Linked DNA regions of Homo sapiens: region 2 is linked to region 1. A link is a loop called in an ENCODE intact Hi-C map of the cell type or tissue named here. Cell type or tissue: mammary epithelial cell. All regions are shown on one strand. Each heading gives the region's core, and the rest is flanking DNA. Links, peaks and the distances in the headings are about the cores only.

What was found. Hi-C counts contacts between places; a loop is a spot of excess contacts. Peaks named below come from ENCODE experiments on the same cell type or tissue, not always from the same donor. Only the 100,000 strongest peaks of a DNase experiment are listed, where the experiment ranks them.
Region 2: a loop joins it to region 1, with 5 times the contacts of the local background. A loop is called at or near these places in 1 of 110 quality-filtered maps.

What each region holds. Positions count from the first base shown.
Region 1 is chr3:42,334,764-42,340,145 of GRCh38, reverse strand. No RefSeq gene overlaps it. Among named protein-coding and RNA genes, the nearest start is that of CCK, 71 kb to the right of the region's middle. In mammary epithelial cell, for the core only: no CTCF peak of the experiment used is centred there; no DNase peak of the experiment used is centred there.
Region 2 is chr3:42,254,972-42,260,353 of GRCh38, reverse strand. CCK (cholecystokinin) reads left to right here. Exons shown (of 5, transcript NM_000729.6): 5 at 2,123-2,528. The coding sequence ends at 2,256. Among named protein-coding and RNA genes, the nearest start is that of CCK, 8.5 kb to the left of the region's middle. RefSeq lists an enhancer at 3,417-4,616. In mammary epithelial cell, for the core only: no CTCF peak of the experiment used is centred there; DNase peaks (open chromatin) are centred at 3,103 and 3,973; H3K27ac peaks cover 667 bases.

The DNA of each region.
Region 1 (5,382 bases), core at 61-5,060:
GTTCAACTTGGACTTTCTTTCATTGGTAATAGAAAATCATTGAAAGGTTTTAAGCAAGAGTATGGCATTATTAGATTTATATTTTAGTAAGATTCTGGGGGCAATGGCTGATAAATTCCACTGGCAAAGCATTTCAAACATGTCTGCAAATCAGACCAGATATCATCCAACCAAATAAACCGAGAGGAAGAACAAGAACAATCACAGCCGTATCACTTTTATTTTTCTTAAAAAATGACTTAAAAATTATAGAGTAGGTAGACTAACAGTGAAGACCATATATTTACGTCTCCAAAACCTGGGAGTTCTGCAAGAGATACTGAGCTCCAGATGATTATGCTGGGTCTTTCTCCAACCTCAGCATAAGCCAGGAGTGGGCAAAGCAGGTCTGGGAGAGCTCTGCCTGAAAGTGGACGCCAAGCTCCATGCTAGGGGCCTGGGCACCCTTAAAGCAAGCCACAGAATCACTTTCAGTCAGTGAGGATATGCCTGTCTTCTCTCCTTTTCTGTTTTTCTGAGTGGAGTATTGAAAATAATCAGGCACAAAGCATAGCATAGTGGACAAAGAAAATAATGTTTATGTTCATGAAAAATTCAACCCTAATTATACCTCTGGGAGCCAGTGGGAGTAATGAAATAGTGTGCCTGGGGTGTTCATTTTGTTAATAGATGCCAGTCACAGGGTACTTATTTTCTGTGCCATTTATAAAGCCTTTGACGGACAGTGCTGCTTGCGTCAGTTCATACAATTATAAGATATAAAGGATATTATGGTAATTCTTTGGAATGATGTTCATTTAGTATCTGGTCATGAGAATGCGGTTCCTCCTGTTAGTGCCATATTCCAGCAAATGCAATAGGCAGCTTAGCAGGGGCTCTGAAAAGTGTACATATTAACTTTGGCTCAGACACCAGGGATACATTTTGCTGCCATTTAAGATTAATTATTTGTAATATGTTTGTTAAGAAAATTGTTTTAAAATTTTATTTCTGTCTCTCAATTTAGGAGTGATAGCTCCTAGATTTCAATCACATAGACTGAATGACATATACAAGGGTTTTTGAAGTATCTGAGATGGACAAAGCTCAAAGTATGTTTTCCAATGGCAAAGGCAGAACTAGATCCACTTTTTTCCAACACAACAGCCAGGTTTCCAAGAGCAAATGAGCAGTGAGGTGAGGTGAACATAGAAAAGTGAAAAGATAAAACTAGCTAGTTGTTTTGTTAGAGGGACAGAGGATATATATATAAGCAAGGTTCTTTGGCCTGAAACCAAATTCAGCAACTCAACCATATTGACTTTTGCCCATATTTATTTAGGTTGAGCCCTATAAAATTCCTGATATTATACTGGTTTTGACCAACAACGTCAATTATTGCATATGCTTCAACCTAATGCTTCAGAAAGAAAGTCATGGCCACCTAGAACTTGGCATAACCTGCAACTGCCTTAACTCCAAAGCCTTAAACGTCATGGCTGCAGCCTCCTGTCCTCTAAACCTCTCATTTCCTCACCTCTATCACAAATCCATGTAAAGTCAGATTGGTTTACAGCTCTTCAGGCCCAGTGAGCCACAGGTCCCCTCGGCATCTTTGCAAACAACTCCCACAGATACCTCAGTATAATTATTTTTAAAATATGTCCAGGAATTTTTTTCCTTAAGCCACGAGGCTTGCCAAAATACTTCGTAGAAAATACTATTTTGATAGTATTAGAATTTTACCAATGACTTAAGCAAGAGGCACAAAAGTGGAATGACCTCCAACTATGAGTTTTGATGAAAGTGAAAAATGCTACCTAAGCCAAAACCACTAGTTCAGGCATTCAGCTTTCCCCTGTCTTATAAAATCCCAACCCCACTTTAATCTAGGGTCAGCTGTCCTCTAGATGCTCTCTGATATGTATCAGTTGAACAAAGTCTTTAATCTCTCTGATGTGTATCCGTTGAATAAAGCCTTAATCTCTATTTGAGTCACTTAAATAACTTTCTTTTGACTTTTGATACCCAGAAAAATGGATTTGGAATGCTGTTTGGATTGTCTGTCCTCAAAGCTGTCTATTGGTGTGTGTCCAGTGGTGTTTGGGTGGGTAGAGTGGGATCTGCCTCTCTCTACCATGGTGCTGAGTTTTGTCTAATGTTGCTTTACTAAGAACACTGCTGTACAGGACAGAGCAAATTTGAGGATGGACACTATATGAGTTAGATGGAGCTCCAAGGTGATTATTTGATTACACTGTCTTAGAAACCATTTGAAAGGAAAGAAGGTGGAATGAAATAGGGGCAGAAGGGAATTAAAATATCCTTGGGTGTGCGATGAGTGTACCTTTCAGCTCATGAACTAAGGAGTCCAATAACTAGAACTTACTTTATAGTCCACTACTCTACTTAATTTCCAACTCAAGCCCTGGGCCTGAGGGCTGGGCAACAGGGCGAAACTCTGTCTCTACAAAAAATACAAATATTGCCCTGCTTGGCTACAAGAAAAACAACCTCAGCTTTTCTTGGGAACCCCACACAAGCCTAGGGTCTTTCTAAGGCACTGGGAGTAGGGGAAAGCTATTTGGTCCTCAGTCATCAGTACCTATGGGAAGTCACAATGACATCTGTTATCCTGTCCTCCTGACTCCTTCAAGGCTAGGCAGGTCTCAACTATTCCTGTGCTGGAAGTCTTTCTGAAATGTGTCTTTCTCTGGAATCTTGCTCTAACAGGGCTACCAAAAAAACAGGGTAATGCACCTCTAATCCTGCCACCACAGCACTCTTCTCTTCTTCCCAGCCTGGAACAATCTAATTTTTTTTTTTTTTTTTGAGACGGAGTCTCACTCTACCACCCAGGCTGGAGTGCAGTGGCATGATCTTGGCTCACTGCAACCTCTGCCTCCCAGGTTCAAGCGATTCTCCTGCCTCAGCCTCCCAAGTAGCTGGGATTACAGGCGCCCGCCACTACACCCAGCTAATTTTTTTTTTTTTTTGTATTTTTAGTAGAGATGGGGTTTTGCCATGTTGGCCAGGCTGGTCTCGAACTCCTGACCTCATGATTCGCCCACCTCGGCCTCCCAAAGTGCTGGAATTACAGGCTTGAGCCACCGCGTCCAGCGGGAACAATCTATTTTTAGTCTGGGGAAAATCCTTCTCCTTTCCTGTTTCTTCAACTAAATTATTCTCAGGAATTCACTTCTAAGTATAAAAAGCCAGCAAGACTTCTAGGGTAGTTCTGTTTTCTGACTTGCCACATACCTCCCATGAAGCAATGACCACCAAGCTGACTTCAATGAGGTGAAGGGAAGGGGGAAACAGAGGGAATAAAGAACACATAAATTGATGTATCTTTTGATTTTTACTTCCCTTCCATGATGTCTGCTCCATGCTGAGTCTGGCAACTTGGGCTTTGGAATTTACTGATTGGGTAATGCTCCCTGGAGCTGACAGTGGGTGCCCCTGCCCAAAGGCTTAGACAGCAATCAGGGAAGGGTGGCCCTCCAAAGTGAGTGTTATCATAAAAGAGGCAAAGAGAATTAGGGCGGCAGTAAAAACTTGGTAGAAGACTAAGCAGTGAATCTTGGTAGTCTTTTGTGACCTTCTGCCATCCCATAATGGTTGGATGTTTCTCCTGTGCCCCCAGAACACTTTCTTCTATTGCCATAGACCACATTCTACTGGGATGGCCATCTATCTTCATTCCAGCCTCCTTCTATATAGAAAGGAAGTTCCTGAGCTGAGGACCTATATTTGTTCATCTGGATAGCATAACCCCTAAAAGATGGAGACTGAATGAGTACAGATGGAATGAGTAACTCCTTGGAACATCATGGACTCTGTACCAGCCACAGATGACTCGCATACCCTGGGTGAGCAAGGCCTGCAGATGGAAACTGTGGATAACAGCAAACTGTGTTGCTCAACAAAATGAAGATCAATAGATAGGAAGCACAGGCCAAAGCAAGCCAGACAAAATTTAATGCTCACAAATATAAAATCATGGATTTGAATTGTAAAATTCAGCTGGAATAGAGGTGATATGACTGAAGAGCAGCCACAAATAAACAGCCAGATGAAGGGACACATTTGAGAAGGCCTAGAATTGTCCTGAGCACAGGAGTGTCTGTCCCCATGGAGTTGAGGTGTGCTTTCCACAGGCACTCCAAACTCTGTCCTTTTGGGCTTTTATGGGGGCTTGATTAGCTAATTGGCCTTTAGTGAAATTAACCTTTGGCTCCTCTCCTCCCAAGAGGTTATGGGTGGGCTGAATAGTCTCAACCCTCTTAATTGTGCCTTGGTCTTCACTGTGATGAGCCCCCATCCTGAAGCTACCTAGGGGCTGCCAGCCACCAGTCTCAATAGCATACCTCGCTTTGGAGATTCTAAGGATATTAGGAGTTGTAAGCCAGAGCGTGGGAGCAAGGGTCAAATATTTAGTTCACACTACCACAGATGGGTCCCAGAAACTTCTTAGTAAATTCCCATTTTATCTAATCCATTAAAAGCTTCATCATAAACATGAAATTACTTGAATTTTTAAAACAGTAACAGTAGAAAACCCAAATGCAGTGCTAATTAGATATAATAGCAATAAGTATTTTTAAATAGCATATCCAGAAGAGAGGTGGTGGTTAATATGAGAGTGTAATTAATCCATTTGCTGAATTAATTACCACTTTCCTCATCATCTGGGCTAGCAGAGTGTTAGACAAATAAGACGAACATTGTCAGTCAAAACATAAATATTAGAACCAACCTAAAAGTGTAGATGAATAGTTAAATAAATTATTCATGAAATACTCTGTACCTGTTTTTCAAAGTGAGATGGAGTTCCTTGCTGTGCCCTGAGAAGGTATCCAGGATTCTTAGTCCCTGGCAACAAGACGTCACCAAAAATAAAAAAATAAAAAAAACGTAAGAGAATCTACAGGATGGAGTACAGTGGCACAATCATAGCTCACTGCAGCCTTGACATCCTGGGCTCAAGTGATTCCCTTGCCTCAGCCTCCCAAGTAGCTAAAATTACAGGTGTGCTCCACCAGGCCAACTAAGTTTTAAAATTTTTTTGTAGGGTTGGGGTCTCACTATGTTGCTCAGGCTGAAAAAAAATAGTAAATAACTAAGTAAATACATTGTTTAGTGAACAAAAGTAAACCATACATAGAACATAATTCCAAACAAAAAGGGATACGTGGGTTTAAAGCTTTTTTTTGTATCTGTATAAACACAGAAAATACTTGGATGAATACGTGTCAAATTGCTAACGTGGTTACTTAGTGTCAAATTGCTAAAGTGATTACTTCTGAAAAAGGGATTGCAAAGACAGAGAGAGGGTTTTTCACTTCAGAATAAAAATGTCAGGTTTAGAAGGATACATGCTCAAGGTATGTGAAATGAAAC
Region 2 (5,382 bases), core at 316-5,315, 80 kb after region 1:
CACAGCAGGCAGAAGGATGGGTCATGTTTCCATGTGACTGTGTACAGGTAACTGGGTCTATAGGTTTTCCTGAATTCAAGGGTAATATTTCACCTGAATGATGAACAATTAAATAGCAGGGGCTATTTTTCTTCTACGTAGGCTGAGGATATCTGCAAAAAGACCTGAAATGTGCTGAATTGACTGTTGGTTCCAAAACTGGGAAGGGTTGGGGTTGGGGAGAGAAAGGGTGGGGACGTTGTTCTGTGTTGTTTCTGTTTTTAATTAAACTTGCTTAATTTCATTACCCAGGGTAACTGCCTTTGCATTTTCATTTATCAACACATAAGCCATAGTCTGACTCTACTCAGCCTATGGGTAGGAGCTGGCAAGGGCAGCCTCATGCAGAAGGGATATAGACCAGCATGACAGGAGGTGGGGATACAGTGGCCCCCAACACAGTGGGAGTCATTGAGTGGTCCTCCACTCCTCTACCCTTGATTTGGCCTGGGCTTTGTCCATTGAAGTCCCTGAAGGGCCTTTCTTAAGACTGAGCTTGCACAGGAGAAGGTGTTCTGCTGATTTCATACCCCAGGAGGCTTCTGTCTATGAACTTTGAGCTAGGACTGTCTCATGTCTCCAAATAAACTGCCTCTTCATGTCCCTGCTCACTCAGTGTGAGCTCTACAAAAGGATCACACTGTTCCTGAAGACTTAACTTCCATCCCAATGGGACAATTTCAGGTTCAGTTATTGCATTTTGGTCAAAATTGCTGATTTAAATCACCTTTGTTATCACCTCTCTCCCCCCCTTCTTTGAGTCTTACTGAGGTGCCAAGATTTAATCCGACAGTCTTTTTCTGAATATCATTTTTAATTGATATTGATTTATCATTAAAAATAAAATGATCATCAACTCAAAACACTTACTGATAAATGACAAAAGCTTTCTGAATATAACTTTCAAATTCATATTTTTAAAAGAGTATTTATGTAGCAAAGGAGCTTTATTTATCTATTTTTTATTATACTTTAAGTTCTGGGGTACATGTGCAGAACATGCAGGTTTGTTACATAGGTATACACATGCCATGGTGGTTTGCTGCACCCATCAACCAGTCATCTACATTAGGTATTTCCCCTAATGCTATCCCTCCCCTAACCCCCACCCCCCGATAGGCCCTGGTGTGTGATGTTCCCCTCCCTGTGTCCATGTATTCTCATTGTTCAACTTCCACTTATGAGTGAGAACATGCGGTGTTTGGTCTTCTGTTCCTGTGTTAGTTTGCTGAGAATGATGGTTTCCAGCTTCATCCATGTCCCTGCAAAGGACATGAACGCATCCTTTTTATGGCTGCATAGTACTCCATGGTGTAAATGTGCCACATTTTCTTTATCCAGTCTATCATTGATGGGCATTTAGATTGGTTCCAAGTCTTTGCTATTGTGAATAGTGCTGCAGTAAACGTACATGTGCATGTGTCTTTATAGCAGAATGGTTTATAATCCTTTGGGTATATACCCAGTAATGGGATTGCTGGGTCATATGGTATTTCTGGTTCTAGATCCTTGAGGGATTGCCACACTGTCTTCCACAATGGTTGAACTAATTTACACTCCCACCAACGATTTTTTTTTAACCATTCCAACATCAAGATATTATAATTGTGCCACCTTAATAACAAGAGCTCTCCAGGAGTCAGGAATGTTGATGGATATTAAGGGATGAATTTAGGAACAATTAAGTACTGGAAAAATCTTTGGTTGGTTTCTGCTGATGCCATCTACAAAAGGAAAACACCCATCTACCAAAAGAAAGCAAACGGTAGGGAGACTAAGGAAAATCTAGGCAAGTCCCCAGACTGCAAGGCTAGAGAAAATGAATCCACCTAAATACTTGCAGAACGCAAAGCACACCCCTAACTTGTAAATATATTGTCCTCTCTCCAGTTACACAGACATTGGTCCTTCTCCTCTCTCAGATTTTGGTCCATCAGTTCCACTACTTTGATAGCTCTTTGATACCTTTAAGGTGGTGTCTGTTATATTGCGTCTGGCTTTTTCCATTGCTCTCCTTCCCAAATTGAACTAGAGATGCTTTTAGATGCAATGTCCCTGTTTCCTTCCTCCCTGCTCCTTGTAGCTCCTTCTGGACGAATGTCCATCGTTAAGAACCTGCAGAACCTGGACCCCAGCCACAGGATAAGTGACCGGGACTACATGGGCTGGATGGATTTTGGCCGTCGCAGTGCCGAGGAGTATGAGTACCCCTCCTAGAGGACCCAGCCGCCATCAGCCCAACGGGAAGCAACCTCCCAACCCAGAGGAGGCAGAATAAGAAAACAATCACACTCATAACTCATTGTCTGTGGAGTTTGACATTGTATGTATCTATTTATTAAGTTCTCAATGTGAAAAATGTGTCTGTAAGATTGTCCAGTGCAACCACACACCTCACCAGAATTGTGCAAATGGAAGACAAAATGTTTTCTTCATCTGTGACTCCTGGTCTGAAAATGTTGTTATGCTATTAAAGTGATTTCATTCTGCCCTGTCGTTCCCTGCGTCTACTGAGGGCAAAGGGCTCCATTTGGTCCTCAGAACATGCAAGGAGGGAAGCCTGATAGATGCTACACTGGGACAAATCCTTGTAGTAGATGTCCCCAGAAAGGGCTTGGGAAATGCAGCTCAGACTTGGAGCTAACTTTGCTACAGGCCAGGTGGACAGTGAAAGGGCCATCTGTGGGCAACTCCAGAGCCCAGCCCTGGCCACCCTGATCCCCGATCTTATTTACCAATCCTACTCCCATCAGGGTTTCCTTGGGGTTCTCTTGGCCTTTAAACAAGTTACAGGCAGTAACTGGCCATGGTTTTGCATACATTTGATCACTCCATGGCTCTGTGGCACAGAAGTTATCATCCTTTCTTTACAGATGAGGAAACAGGCTCTGAAGAGTGAAAGTGACTGCCCCTTATGCCCCAGCTAAGGAGATTCACAGACTGGAGGGCTTAATGTTCCTAGGCTATCGGGACCTTCATCACTCTAGCACTTCTCCAACTGAGTGCACAGGAATCACCCGGGGAATCTTGTTAAACTGCACATTCTGATTCAACAAGTCTGGGCAGGAGCCTGAGCAAGCTCCAGGTGATGTCAATGCTGCTGGTTGCAGACCGCACTTGGAGCTGCAGTGGTGCAGATAAGAGCCTATAATCGCTTTTCCTTGAGCCCCGCCATGTTTTGGAGTTGGTGGGACTCCAAAGTGCTGGGGAGACTCTGGTAGTTATACAGAGCAGAAGCCAATCTGTCTGTTGGTTCGCTGTAGAAATCAGTGAGGGGAAATAGTCCAAGGCGACACCCAGAGATGATCCAGTACCCACCACCCCCAGTGCAACCTTTCCATGCTTCCTGCTGAGGCCTCCAAGACCCTCTGATCCTTGTCCAGCAGAGGCCCCAGGTGCCTAGTGCAACAGAACCTGGCAGCCCCCAAGGGAAATACATTGAAAACAATACTGGCAAATCTAAAACCTTACCCAGCCCGGTACCACTCGCTACTGGCACTCAGTGCCACCTTCCTTAGTGTTGGGGACAGGACACTGGGAGGGAGGCCCAGGAAGACTTGGTCAGTACAATTCTTTCACTTGAGCTGAAGTTGGGATTCAGTGTAAAACTTACTCCAAATAGGGAACACTATATTAGTCCCTCCCGAGGTACCACCTCATTCAGTCCCTACACTTGGTCTCCAAGGCTGCCTCATATCTTAGGTATCCAACCCCCATTCAGTCTAAAATATCCAGATGCCTGGGTTTTTAGTGCCACCTCCCCTTGCAAAAATCACTAGTTTTATGGGTGTATAGGGGTTATGTGCCTGTGTGTGTGTGTGTGTGTGCTGTTTGTGTATTGGGGATGGGGGATGAGTGAAGGACTTGGAATTTAATATAGAATCAGCAGTGGGGAATGGATGGTGAAAGTCTGATCTAAATTACTGATTTATGAATCATCAAGGAAGTGGGTGTTAAAATACCATTTTCAAAGGTAAAGTCATGACTCATACAACACAAAATGAACATATGTCAAAGATATCATTTAACTCATCAATTAATAAAGGAACCAGTAAGATGTCACAATCATTTCAAAGCAGAATCTGAAGGATAGACATGTGTAGACAGCCAGGAATGCTAACAGAGAGAAAACTGGTTCATATCCATAGGTCAAGAAACTACACTGTTTGGAATAATCTGTTATCCATAACAGAAGTTACTTGTATCATTAGAGGACAATATTCACTTATGTTTCTTTAGGTTTTGGGGTTTTTTGTTTTTGTTTTTTGAGACAGGGTCTCGGCTCTGTTGCCCAGGCTAGAGTGCAGTGGCACAATCACAGCTCATTGCAGCCTCAACCTCCCAGGCTCAAGCAATCCTCCCACTTCAGCTTCCCAAGTAGCTGACACTATAGGTGTGTGCACCACTCCCAGCTAATTTTTGTACTTTTTAGAGAGATGGGGTTTTGCTATGTTGCTCAGGTTGGTCTCAGACTCCTGAGCTCAAGCAATCCACCTGCCTCTGCCTTCCAAAGTGCTGGGATTACAGGCGTGAGCCACCACACTTATGTTTTGATAGGCAAGAATTGTTTGCATTTCTATCAGTTTTCCAGGGATTATAAGTCACCCAGTCAAAGACACAGACCCCAGCAGCATCAGATAAATGCCCAGTGTTCCACTGAAAGGACACCCAGTCATCCCCTTTGCCCACTTCCAAGCCTTTCACAACTTCTTCTAATGCAGGAAAGGGAAAGGAAAGAACATTCCTGGCCTCCTCTTGGGTGCTGTACAAAGATTCTCACAAGCATCAACCTAGGAGACAGTCCCAATCCTGCAAGGTAATCATGATTCCACTCCTCCAAGAGGAAACAGGAGCTCAGAGAGGTTAAGTGTCTTGGAGGTGCACATGCTGCCCACAAACGGCAGTGCCAGGATATAAGCAGCTGGTTCTGGAACTTCTCTATGAAAGGACTTAGAGCCACCATCTGGCAGAGAAGGGCCTCTGAGCCTTGTCTGGAAGCTGCACCTACACAATGAAGGTGGAATCAGCATGTGTGATCATGTGTGGAGTCTTGGAGGGGGCCTGATGGAGCTCCCTGGGCAGGGGAGGCAGAGAGCCTAAAGACCTGTCCCCCTAATGCTTTCAGTGCCATGCTGGATTTAGGACAGCACCTTTTAACTGCAGGGGCCCTGCTCTTATCTCTATGCCACCTGCTGTTGCAGGGTCCCTGGAACCAGGACATGAAACCCAGGACTTCCTCAGCCGTTTCTCAGGGGTCCACATCAGGCTTCTGCAACTAAGCTGAGCAACTCTTACAGAGAAGCCAGCCACTCCTAAACTCCACTTTAAAGAGGCCAGAACTCA